2 separate regions of the Homo sapiens genome follow, and region 1 is linked to region 2. A link is an interaction called in ENCODE POLR2A ChIA-PET data of the cell type or tissue named here. Cell type or tissue: Panc1. All regions are shown on one strand.

Region 1 (5,000 bases), 54 kb after region 2:
GCCCAGAAGAAAAAGATATCCCAGAAGAAACTGAAGAAACAAAAACTTATGGCACAGGAGTAAATTCAGCATTAAAATAAATGTAATTAAAAGGAAAAAAAAATTAAACATACACTTATACAGCCCGGCAGTCACACTCCTGGGCATTTACCCTAGAGAAATGAAACTTACATCCACACCACACCTGTACATGAATGTTCACAGAGTTTTATGTGTAATAGCTAAAATACAGAAACAACCAAAATGTCTCTAGATTGGTAAATGGTTAAATAAACTGCGGCACGTTCAGACCATGGAATTCTCCCAGCAGTAAAAAGGGGCAAGCTACTGACAGATGCAACAGTGTGAGCAGATCCCAAGGACATTATGTTGAGTGAAAAAAGCCAACTTCCAAAGGCCACATGCTGCCAGGTGCAGGGGCTCACACCTGTAATCCCAGCACTTTGGGAGGATGGCTTGAGCCCAGTAGTTTAAGACCAGCCTGGACAACATAGCAAGATCCCATCTCTACAAAAAATAAAATTAGCCAATCGTGGTGGCATGCACCTATAGTCCCAGCTACTTGGGAGGCTGAGGCAGGAGGATCATTTGAGCCTGGGAGGAGAGTTTGCAGTGAGCCATGATCATGCCGCTGCATTCCATCCTGGGCAACACAGTAAGACCCTGTCTCTTTTTTTAAAAAAAAAAAGCCGCATGCTGTATGGTTTCACTTTAAGTACACTCTAGAAAAGGCAAAACTATAGGAACAGAAAACAGATCAGTGACTATACATTCTAGAGATGGAAATCAGATTCGTGGTTACCAAGGGATTAGGGATGGTGGAAGAAGGAGGATGGCTGTGATTATAAATTGGTAGCACGAGGGAGACCGTTGTGGTGGGACAGTTGTGTCTCTTGATTGCAGTGGTGGTTACACAAATCTAGACAGGTGACAAAGTGCATGGAACCACACACACATTGTACTAACGTCAGTTCCCTGGTTCTGATATTGTACTATAAGAACAACAGATGTAACCACTGGGGAAAATGCATGGCAGGTCCACCTATACCTCTCTAGGCAATCTTTGCAACTTCCTATGCATCTATAATTATTTCAAGATGAAAAGTTACGGCAAAAAAAAATTCACGTTTCTTAGTACTATTAAAAACGGAATTGCTTTTACAATGTTTAGATTCCATTGGGTTATTGGCAGTATGTAAAACATATACTTGATTTTTGTGTAGTAATCTCTTATCTTGTGAATGTGCTGAACTCACGGATTGATTCTGTTGCTAGCTTTTTTATAGCTTCCTTAGGATTTTGTGTTTGAACAGTTAGGCGATCTGCAGATTGTTTTATTTCTTGCTTTCCAGTCCCTGTGTCTTTTGTTTCATTTGTTCGCTTGCTTGCTGTCTTGCTTTTTGCTGTTAGTCTTTCTAACTTAGCATTGACCAGAAGCAGTAAAAGTGGGCATCCTTGCCTTACACCCAGTGTTAGGGTGAAAGTACTCAGTGGTCCACCATGACTTAGGATGTTAGTTGCATGGTTTTCATAGATGCCCTTTATCAAACTGAGGAAGTTTCTTTCTATTAGTCTGGTGAGAGAGGACTTTTTTTTTAAGCCCTGAGCATGTGTTGAATTTTTTCACATGCTTTTTTTCTGCATCTATTGAAACATTCGTATTTTTTTCTTCCTTATTTTGCTAAAATAGTGGCTGTCTTCTATTGACATTTTTTATGTAGTTAGGTTTAAATTGCTAAAGTTTTGTTAAAGATATTGTGTCTTTTCAAGGGGAGAGTTGGTCTGTAATTTTTCTTTTTTGATAATCTTGTCGGTGTGGGTACCAGGATGATGCTGGCCTCATAAAAGGAGTTGGAAATTATTTCTTCCTCTTTGATTTTCTGAAAAAGTTCACGTTCGTTAGTGTTATTTCTTCTTTACGTGTTTGATAGTGAGGTCATCTAGGCCTGGAGTTTTCCTTTGGGGAAGTTTTGTTGTTGTTTTAGAACAAATCCAGTCTTTTAAAGGCTGTTCAAATTTTCTATTTCATACAGTATCCGTTTTGGGAAATTAAATTTTTTAAAGCAATTTGTCCATTTCGTATAAGATGTCCAATCTGTTAGCATAAAGTTGTTTGGAACATTCTCTTAATACCTGTCAATGTTTGACGGAGCTATAGTATAACTTTTTCATTCCTGATACTGGAGATTTGTTTTTTCTTTTTCTTAATTCCCTTAGGAGGTTATCAGTTCTGTTGACATTTTTAAAGAACCAACATTTGGCCTTGTTAATTGTTTCTATTGCAAAATTCATTTTCCATTTCATTGTTATCTCATCTTTGTTATTTTCTTTCTCCTGCTTACCTTGAGTTTAAAGAGCTCTTCATTAAGCTCTTTGAGGTGGTACCTTTGGTCAGTGATTTTTGATCATTTTTTCTCTTCTATAAGCTGTTTTTTTTTTTTTTCTTTTTTCTTTGAAACGGTCTTGCTCTGTTGCCTATACTGGATTGCAGTGGTGCAGTCTTGGCTCACTGCAGCCTCGGCCTTCTGGGTTGAAGTGATCCTCCCACCTCAGCTCCCCCTGCTGAGTAGCTGGGACTACAAGCATGTGCCAACATACTCGGCTAACTTTGGGGTTTTTTTTGAGAAGATGGGGTTTTACCATGTTGCCCAGGTCTTGAACTCCTGACCTCAACCAGTCCACCTGCCTCAGCCTCCTAAAGTGCTGGGGTTACAAGTGTGTGCCCCCGGGCCCGGCCCTAATATAAGCATGTAAAGCAACAGATTTCTCCCCGAAATGCTGTAGTGGCAACATCTCAAGATAAAAGTGTTGATATTTTAACATTGTCTTGAAGTTCAAAATACTTTCTGATGTACATTGTGAATTCTTCTTGATTTTGGCATGTCTGGGTACCACTCCTGGAGTGTGCATATCTCTCGCTTCTGTTCCCATCTGTCCACCTTTCCATTCGCACCCTCATATTAATCAGTTATTTCAGTTCCCAAGCTGATAACTCTAAAACTTTCGCCATATCCGAATCTGGTTCTGAGGCCTCACTTTGTAACTTCACACTGTGTTTCTTCACACTATGGGACATGCCTGTCCGATAGTCCCCCTTGCTCTTCACACTGTGTGTGTGTCTGTTAACATGCCTGTCCAATAGTCCCCCGTGTCCGTGGCTTCACCTTCCATGGTTTCAGTTACCCGCAGTCAACCGTGGTCCAAAAGGGGATGAATACAGTACAGTGAGACACTTTGAGAGACCACATTCACATAACTTTATTACAGTGTGTTGTTACAATTGTTCTGTTTTATTGTTAACCTTACTCTGCCTAACTTATCAATTAAACTTGACCATAGGTACATGTGTAAAGGGAAAAACAATATAGATAAGGTTGGGTATTATTCAAGGCTTCAGGCATCCACTGAGGTCTCAGCATGTGTCCCCTGAGGATAAGGAGGGGACTCCAGTATTTTTTCTTAAAAGCCAGGCATAACCTATCAGTTGCAGGCTCTGGCATCATCTTCTGTTCCTGGTAAACTGCGATTCTCTGCATTTGCCTGTCTGCCTCTGCAGTTTGGGGGCAGCAGTGTGTCCTGTGATCTCAGCTCTCTGATGGGTCTAAGCAGAGCTGGGACTTGCAGTTTGTTCTCCTTGCCGGTGTCGCTGCTGTGAGGATGGGAGTGACGACTTCCAGGCCCTTTACATGTCAGACCGGAGAGTCTGACTTCTTTGACCTGTGGATTATTCAGAAGTGTGTGGTATAGCATCCTTGCTATGAGTTTCTTCATACTTATCATATTTGGAATTTGTGGAGCTTCTTGAAATCTGTAAATTTATGTCTTTCACCAAATTTGGAAAGTTTTCTGCTTCTAAAAACATTCTCTGCCCCACTCTCTTTGTTCTCTTCTGTGAGATTCCAACTACTTGTGTATTAGGCCTTTAGGAATTGCCCCAAAGATGCCTGCACCTCATTCTTTATCTTTTTTCTCTTTTTGAGATTGGATCATTGGGTCATCTCTATTAATCTAATTTCAGTGGTCACTGATTCTTTCCTCTCTCATCCCCAGTCTCTTATTAAGTTCATCCAGTAAATTTTAAAATTTCAGATGTTGTGTGTTTTAGTTCTAAAATTTCCATTTGTTTTCCACTATGTTTTTTGTGTATCTGATAAGATTTTCTTTTTTTTTATTTTATTATTATTATACTTTAAGTTCTAGGGTACATGTGCACAACGTGCAGGTTTGTTACATATGTATACATGTGCCATGTTGGTGTGCTGCACCCATTAACTCGTCATTTAGCATTAGGTATATCTCCTAATGCTATCCCTCCCCCCTCCCCCTACCCCACAATAGTCCCCGGTGTGTGATGTTCCCCTTCCCGTGTCCATGTGTTGTCATTGTTCAGTTCCCACCTATGAGTGAGAACATGGGGTGTTTGGTTTTTTGTCCTTGCAATAGTTTGCTGACAATGATGGTTTCTAGTTTCATCCATGTCCCTACAAAGGACAAGAACTCATCATTTTTTATGGCTCCATAGTATTCCATGGTGTATATGTGGCACATTTTCTTAATCCAGTCTATCATTGTTGGACATTTGGGTTGGTTCCAAGTCTTTGCTATTGTGAATAGTGCCGCAATAAACACACGTGTGCATGTGTCTTTATAGCAGCATGATTTATAATCCTTTGGGTATATACCCAGTAATGGGATGGCTGGGTCCAATGGTATTTCTAGTTCTAGATCCCTGAGGAATCGCCACACTGACTTCCACAATGGTTGAACTAGTTTACAGTCCCACCAACAGTGTAAAAGTGTTCCTATTTCTCCACATCCTCTCCAGCACCTGTTGTTTCCTGACTTTTTAATGATCACCATTCTAACTGGTGTGAAATGGCATCTCATTGTGGTTTTGATTTGCATTTCTCTGATGGCCAGTGATGATGAGCATTTTTTCATGTGTCTTTTGGCTGCATAAATGTCTTTTTTTGAGAAGTGTCTGTTCATGTCCTTTGCCC
Region 2 (5,000 bases):
AATGATCACGGAGCTTGTGGTACTTTCACCTAATAATTCATCGTAGCTCCTCCACGGGGCACAGAGCGGTTTCTGCGCGAACAGGTTTTTCATGAGCTCAGCGGCTGCTCTTCGGTCGTGTGTGTGCCTAAGGTTGGCCCCTTAATTTGAAACGCTGCAGCGTCTTGTTTAGTGAGGCTGCCTGATGCTGATATTTAATTATTGCCATGTCCAAGTGCGTTTTTGGTGCTGTTGAAGTTACCATTGAGTTTATTTTCTGCAGTAGTAATTTACTACTTAAATTTACTTCTTCCAGCTTTTTTCCATTTGGTCTTATCGCAAGTTTGAACTTTCCTCCAGATAGTCTTAGAGGCAACGGATGAGAACAGTGAGCAAGCTGCTGTGTTATCCTGGCTAGGTTTTTTTTTTTTTCTCTCTTATACCTTATTTTAATGCTCATTAATTCAAAGAGATTTCTGTTTATGGAGACAGTAATTAATAGTAAATCTCCCATCAAATTCAAGGCTCTCTTGATTTTGAAACTTCTAAGAACTCAGGCTAAATGTTTTAAATTGTTCTTTATACCTTCATGAAACGTTTTATTGGAAGTGTTGACTGAGCCTAGTTTTCTTACTGGAAACAAGAGACTAGAAATTCAAACATGTTTGTGAAATTTAAGCATTTTTATTACTAATTGGTACTTTATTACTTATTATTGTATTATAATGGGACTTAGAGGAAAATAAAGTATAAAAATCAGTATAAAAGCTTATTTGAAGTAGAGAAGCCAAATGTCTATTCCATTTTTTCTAATTTTCAGTTGTCAGTATACATACACTAAATTTTCCTCATTTTCAGTTGCTAGTTATCCTGATTTCTCTTTGAGCTGTGGTTTGAGGTCATGACTGCTTAGATATTATTGGAGGACAATTTTCGTGAAGCAAATAGATCAACTAAAAAACAATTTGGGGGAAAATAAAGGAAAATTAAAAGTTATTAAACATAAATGTGTAAATTGGCAGAACCTTTCTGGAAAACAGTTTAGTAATATTTATCAAAACCTCAAAAATGTGTGTATACTTTTTTGACCCAGCAGTTTTATAATTCAACATCTAGGAATTTGTCACAAGAAAATAGCCATATATGTGAAAATAGGGATGTATCAAGGAGTTCCTTGCATCGTTGTTTATTCTTTCCATACACTGGAAAGAATTCCGATGTCCAGCCATAGGGATTACCTCAATCTTAGCATGTCCCACATGTCGGACTACTCTGCAGCCATTACAGATCTTGAAATCTTGAATGACATAGGAAAGTGTTTACGATACATCGCTAGAAAAATTTTAAAGTGTTACAAAATGTTCTGTAAAGAATAAGACAGATAACATTCCTAGATGTTAATAAGTTATTTCTAGATAGTGATATTTTTAAGGATTTAATTTTCTTCTTTATGTATTTCTATATTTCCTCTATTTTTTGCACTAAAAATACACTTTTATAATCAGAAAAAGACAAGTTCTTTCTTCTTTTTTCTTTTTCTTTTTTTTTTTTTTTTTTTTTGAGACAGAGTCTCGCTCTATCCCCCAGGCTGGAGTGCTGCAGTGGTGCAATCTCAGCTCACTGCAACCTCTGCCTCCCGAGTAGCTGGGATTACAGGCACCTGCCACCATGTGCCCACACCCAACTAATTTTTGTGTTTTTAGTAGAGATAGGGTTTCACCATGTTGGCCAGGCTGGTCTCGAACTCCTGACCTCAGGTGATCTGCCTGCCTTGGCTTCCCAAAGTGCTGGGATTACAGGCGTGAGCCACCGCCCCCGACCAAGACAAATTCTTTTAGATATGTTATCCTACAGCAATGCTGTCCAATAGCAAATCGAATGTGAGCCACAAATGTAAGGCACGTGTGTACTTCAGATTTTCTAGTAGCCACATTAAGGAGAAAGAACGAAAGAAAAATGATTTTAATAATAGATTTTATTGAATCCAACATATCCAAAATATTACAATTGCAACATGTAATCAGTATAAACAAAAGAAGTTTACGTGTTCTTTTTGTACTCTTTGTGATCCAGTATGTATTTATAATACCTCTCAGTTCAGCTGGGCCGCACGTCCACTGCTCGGTGGCCCTCGTGGCTGGGACAGAGCCACCATTAGATGGTCTCTTGCTGGGCTGCCAAGATAGCGTAGATGAGTGAGTGTTTTCAGTGTCTGGAGATATTAGACTCAAGTAGTGTCTGAATGCACAAAATGTCTTCTAATGTAGCCAGGCTTAACAGTATATCCCATACTTCCAGATTTTAATTACTATTTTTAAAAAATGTTCTAGAGAATTTCAGAAGTGTTGGGTCCTCAGAGGTCAGCTCAGCTCTGGCTCTAGTCTCCGTGCCTGCTGTAAGCTGCGTGAGAGCAGGCGGCAGCCCAGGCATCTTCTGCCTCCTGCCTGTTCCTCTGCTCCCTTATCTCTCCAGATACTCACAGCAGTGTAGAACAGAGCTGAAAAATCTCTAGCTTGAGCCCGCGCGGTCAAGGCTGCAGTGAGCTTTGATTGCGCCACTGCACTCCAGCCTGGGGGACACAGTGTGACCCTGTCTCTACAAAAAAAAAGAAAATCTCTAGCTTAAACTAAATCGGTCAGGCTTGATAACTGTGTGATTTTGAGCTTCCGCTTTCTCATTTGTAAAATGGGCATAATGCTATTCCTCGCAGAGTTATTTATAAAGACTAAATGAGCTAATGGACAGTGAGTACTTAACACAGTGTCGTTCACATGGCAGGCGCTTAGTCCCATGAACGCAGATTGTTATGGCCTCTCTGAAGCAGCCTTTTGGTTGATAGACTGGCATGAATTTTATGCATGTCTGCATCTGCTTATTTATTTGGCACCTTGGTCGGTGTTTAAAGGCTTTGTGGAAAGGCTCTGGGCCTTTATTTACCACAGTGTGCTGAGGCCCCAGCTTGACCAGGTTGGATCAGGAGGAGGGTTCTAAAGAACACTGCCTGGGGGTGCCACCACCACCATGCGCTGCACACATCATGTTTGATAATCAAAAGCAGCCTTTCTAAAATGAACATTAGCTGCGTATCCTCTTCAATATCTTTTTTTTTTTAATTTATTTTAATAGAGATAGGGTCTCGGTAAGTTGTCCAGGCTGGTCTCCAACTCCTGGGCTCAACAGATCCTCCCGCCTCGGCTTCCCAAAGCGCTAGGATTACAGGCTTAAGCCATCACGCCCAGCTCTCTTCAACGTCTTTAGTGGTAGAAAATGTTGAGTGGTAGCTCTGTGATTCCCAGACCTCACCATGCAATCCAAGATGGCCCCAACGAATGGGCCAAGAATATGTTTAATGAAAACCAACCTAGTGACACTGCCCCCAGAGGACAAAGATTTCACCATTTTCTCACACCTCCTCACACAGTTTCTTTGCACTCTTATCAGTTTTTCACAAAACCCAACTTGTTACTGTTTGGACTTTTGACACTCAGCCCAGTCCTATTGGCTTTGAAGTGGTGGGACCAAGGAAAGCCAGCCTTGTAGCAGGCTCATCTACAAGAGTCTGGCCCAGTGGCACTCAGACCATAGTCCAGAGGAACCCGGTGTATGTACACGCGTGTGTGTTTATGGGTTTATGGGTTTACGCATACACACACACCCGTCTATATATAGCTGTCTCTGCTAAAACAAATTCTTTGAAACACTTACCTTTATTATTTGCAGTCTATTCAGTTAGTTACCAGTATATTCTTTTCCTTTTTAAAATGCCTACTAAATGATTTCACAATGCAGATCCTGACTTGAATTTCGAAAACACTGAATTAGCACATGAAGCTGTTACCTGTTGATAGTGTGTGCAAGCTTTTCCCCCTTAGAATGATATTTTGTGTGTTTGTGTTCTCAAGTTTTGCTGATCTTTTCTGTACTTAAGAGGACGATTTCGTTCCCCCTTGTACTAGTGTTTGTCATGTAGTGAAATTTTTAGTGAAGGGAGATTCCGAGACTTATCCTGACCCCTGGAAGAACAGGAGAGGAAGAAGTTGGTCTGCCCATGGCCATGGCTGGCGGGTGGGGGTTGGGGAGATGATTCCAGGAGTTTCCAGCCTGCTGGCTTGTGAGTTTTGAAATGGAGCCCTGGATTTTCACTTTCCAGTTCAGGAGATCTGGGGAAATCTGGATTGGTTTGGAGTTGTTTTTTTGTTTGTTTGTTTTGTTTTGTTTTGTTTTGGACTTTTAGGAAAACCTTTTCAAGGCAGCTGAAAAAAGCTAATGATGATAATTTGCTTCTCCTATGCCATTCCTAAACCCAGAGTTTTCTCTGCAGTTCCATCTCCTCTTGAGAAGCTTAGCTTGGATTTCCCACTGTCCAACTGAACTAAATTTGTTGAAAACCTACCTAAATGTCACCCCTTCTAAGCCATCCCCTCCTGTGGACCTGACTTGGGAGAACTGGTGGGTATTGTGCTTACACAACAGGGCCCTCACTGCTCTCCGTGCTCTGCAGGTTTGGTGAATTCCTGGTTTTGGATCTCTCCATCTTTTATTGAGAGCACTTGGGGTGAGAGCACTTAGGGGGCTCCTGATCACTCTCCTGCTTTAGCTGCTCCTTCCCTGCCTCCTGTCCCACCTGCCACGGGACCTGCAGGCAGCCTCAGACCTTGCCATTCTCCTTTTCCAAAGCCCTCGATCGTCCCCTTTCTCACACAGACTTCTTAGCTCTCCACAGCCTGTCTGTGAGCGAGGCCTCACCAGCGGTGGCGATTCTGGCTGTCCTCCGACGGTCCTGTCCTTCCAGTTATGGGGCTGGCCTCTGTACTCTGCATCTGAGACTGTCGCTTATCTGCTCGTGCTCTGTCTTGCTGCTACGCTTGTTTTGAAAGTTCTCCCATAGCAGGAGCCAAGTTTACCGCCTTTTGGGTTTTCCCCATTCGTTACCCACCACTTTTCATTGCCTGAGGTGAGCCCTCGGTATAGTCACTGGCAGAGCCAAGAGGGGGCTTTCTTAGAGAAATAATAGGCCTGAT

The links. Peaks named below come from ENCODE experiments on the same cell type or tissue, not always from the same donor. Only the 100,000 strongest peaks of a DNase experiment are listed, where the experiment ranks them.
Region 1: POLR2A ChIA-PET joins it to region 2 with 5 read pairs; 10 of 35 experiments call an interaction of 5 or more read pairs at or near these places.

Annotation. Positions count from the first base shown.
Region 1 is chr7:2,748,843-2,753,842 of GRCh38, reverse strand. All of the region lies in intron 2 of GNA12 (G protein subunit alpha 12), which reads left to right. It also overlaps a transcript of AMZ1 not described here. Among named protein-coding and RNA genes, the nearest start is that of AMZ1, 63 kb to the right of the region's middle. In Panc1, no CTCF peak of the experiment used is centred here; no DNase peak of the experiment used is centred here; H3K27ac peaks cover 2,159 bases.
Region 2 is chr7:2,802,997-2,807,996 of GRCh38, reverse strand. The region is part of intron 1 of GNA12 (G protein subunit alpha 12); the gene reads left to right. Among named protein-coding and RNA genes, the nearest start is that of GNA12, 39 kb to the left of the region's middle. RefSeq lists an enhancer at 1-79. In Panc1, no CTCF peak of the experiment used is centred here; no DNase peak of the experiment used is centred here; H3K4me3 peaks cover 1,191 bases; H3K27ac peaks cover 5,000 bases.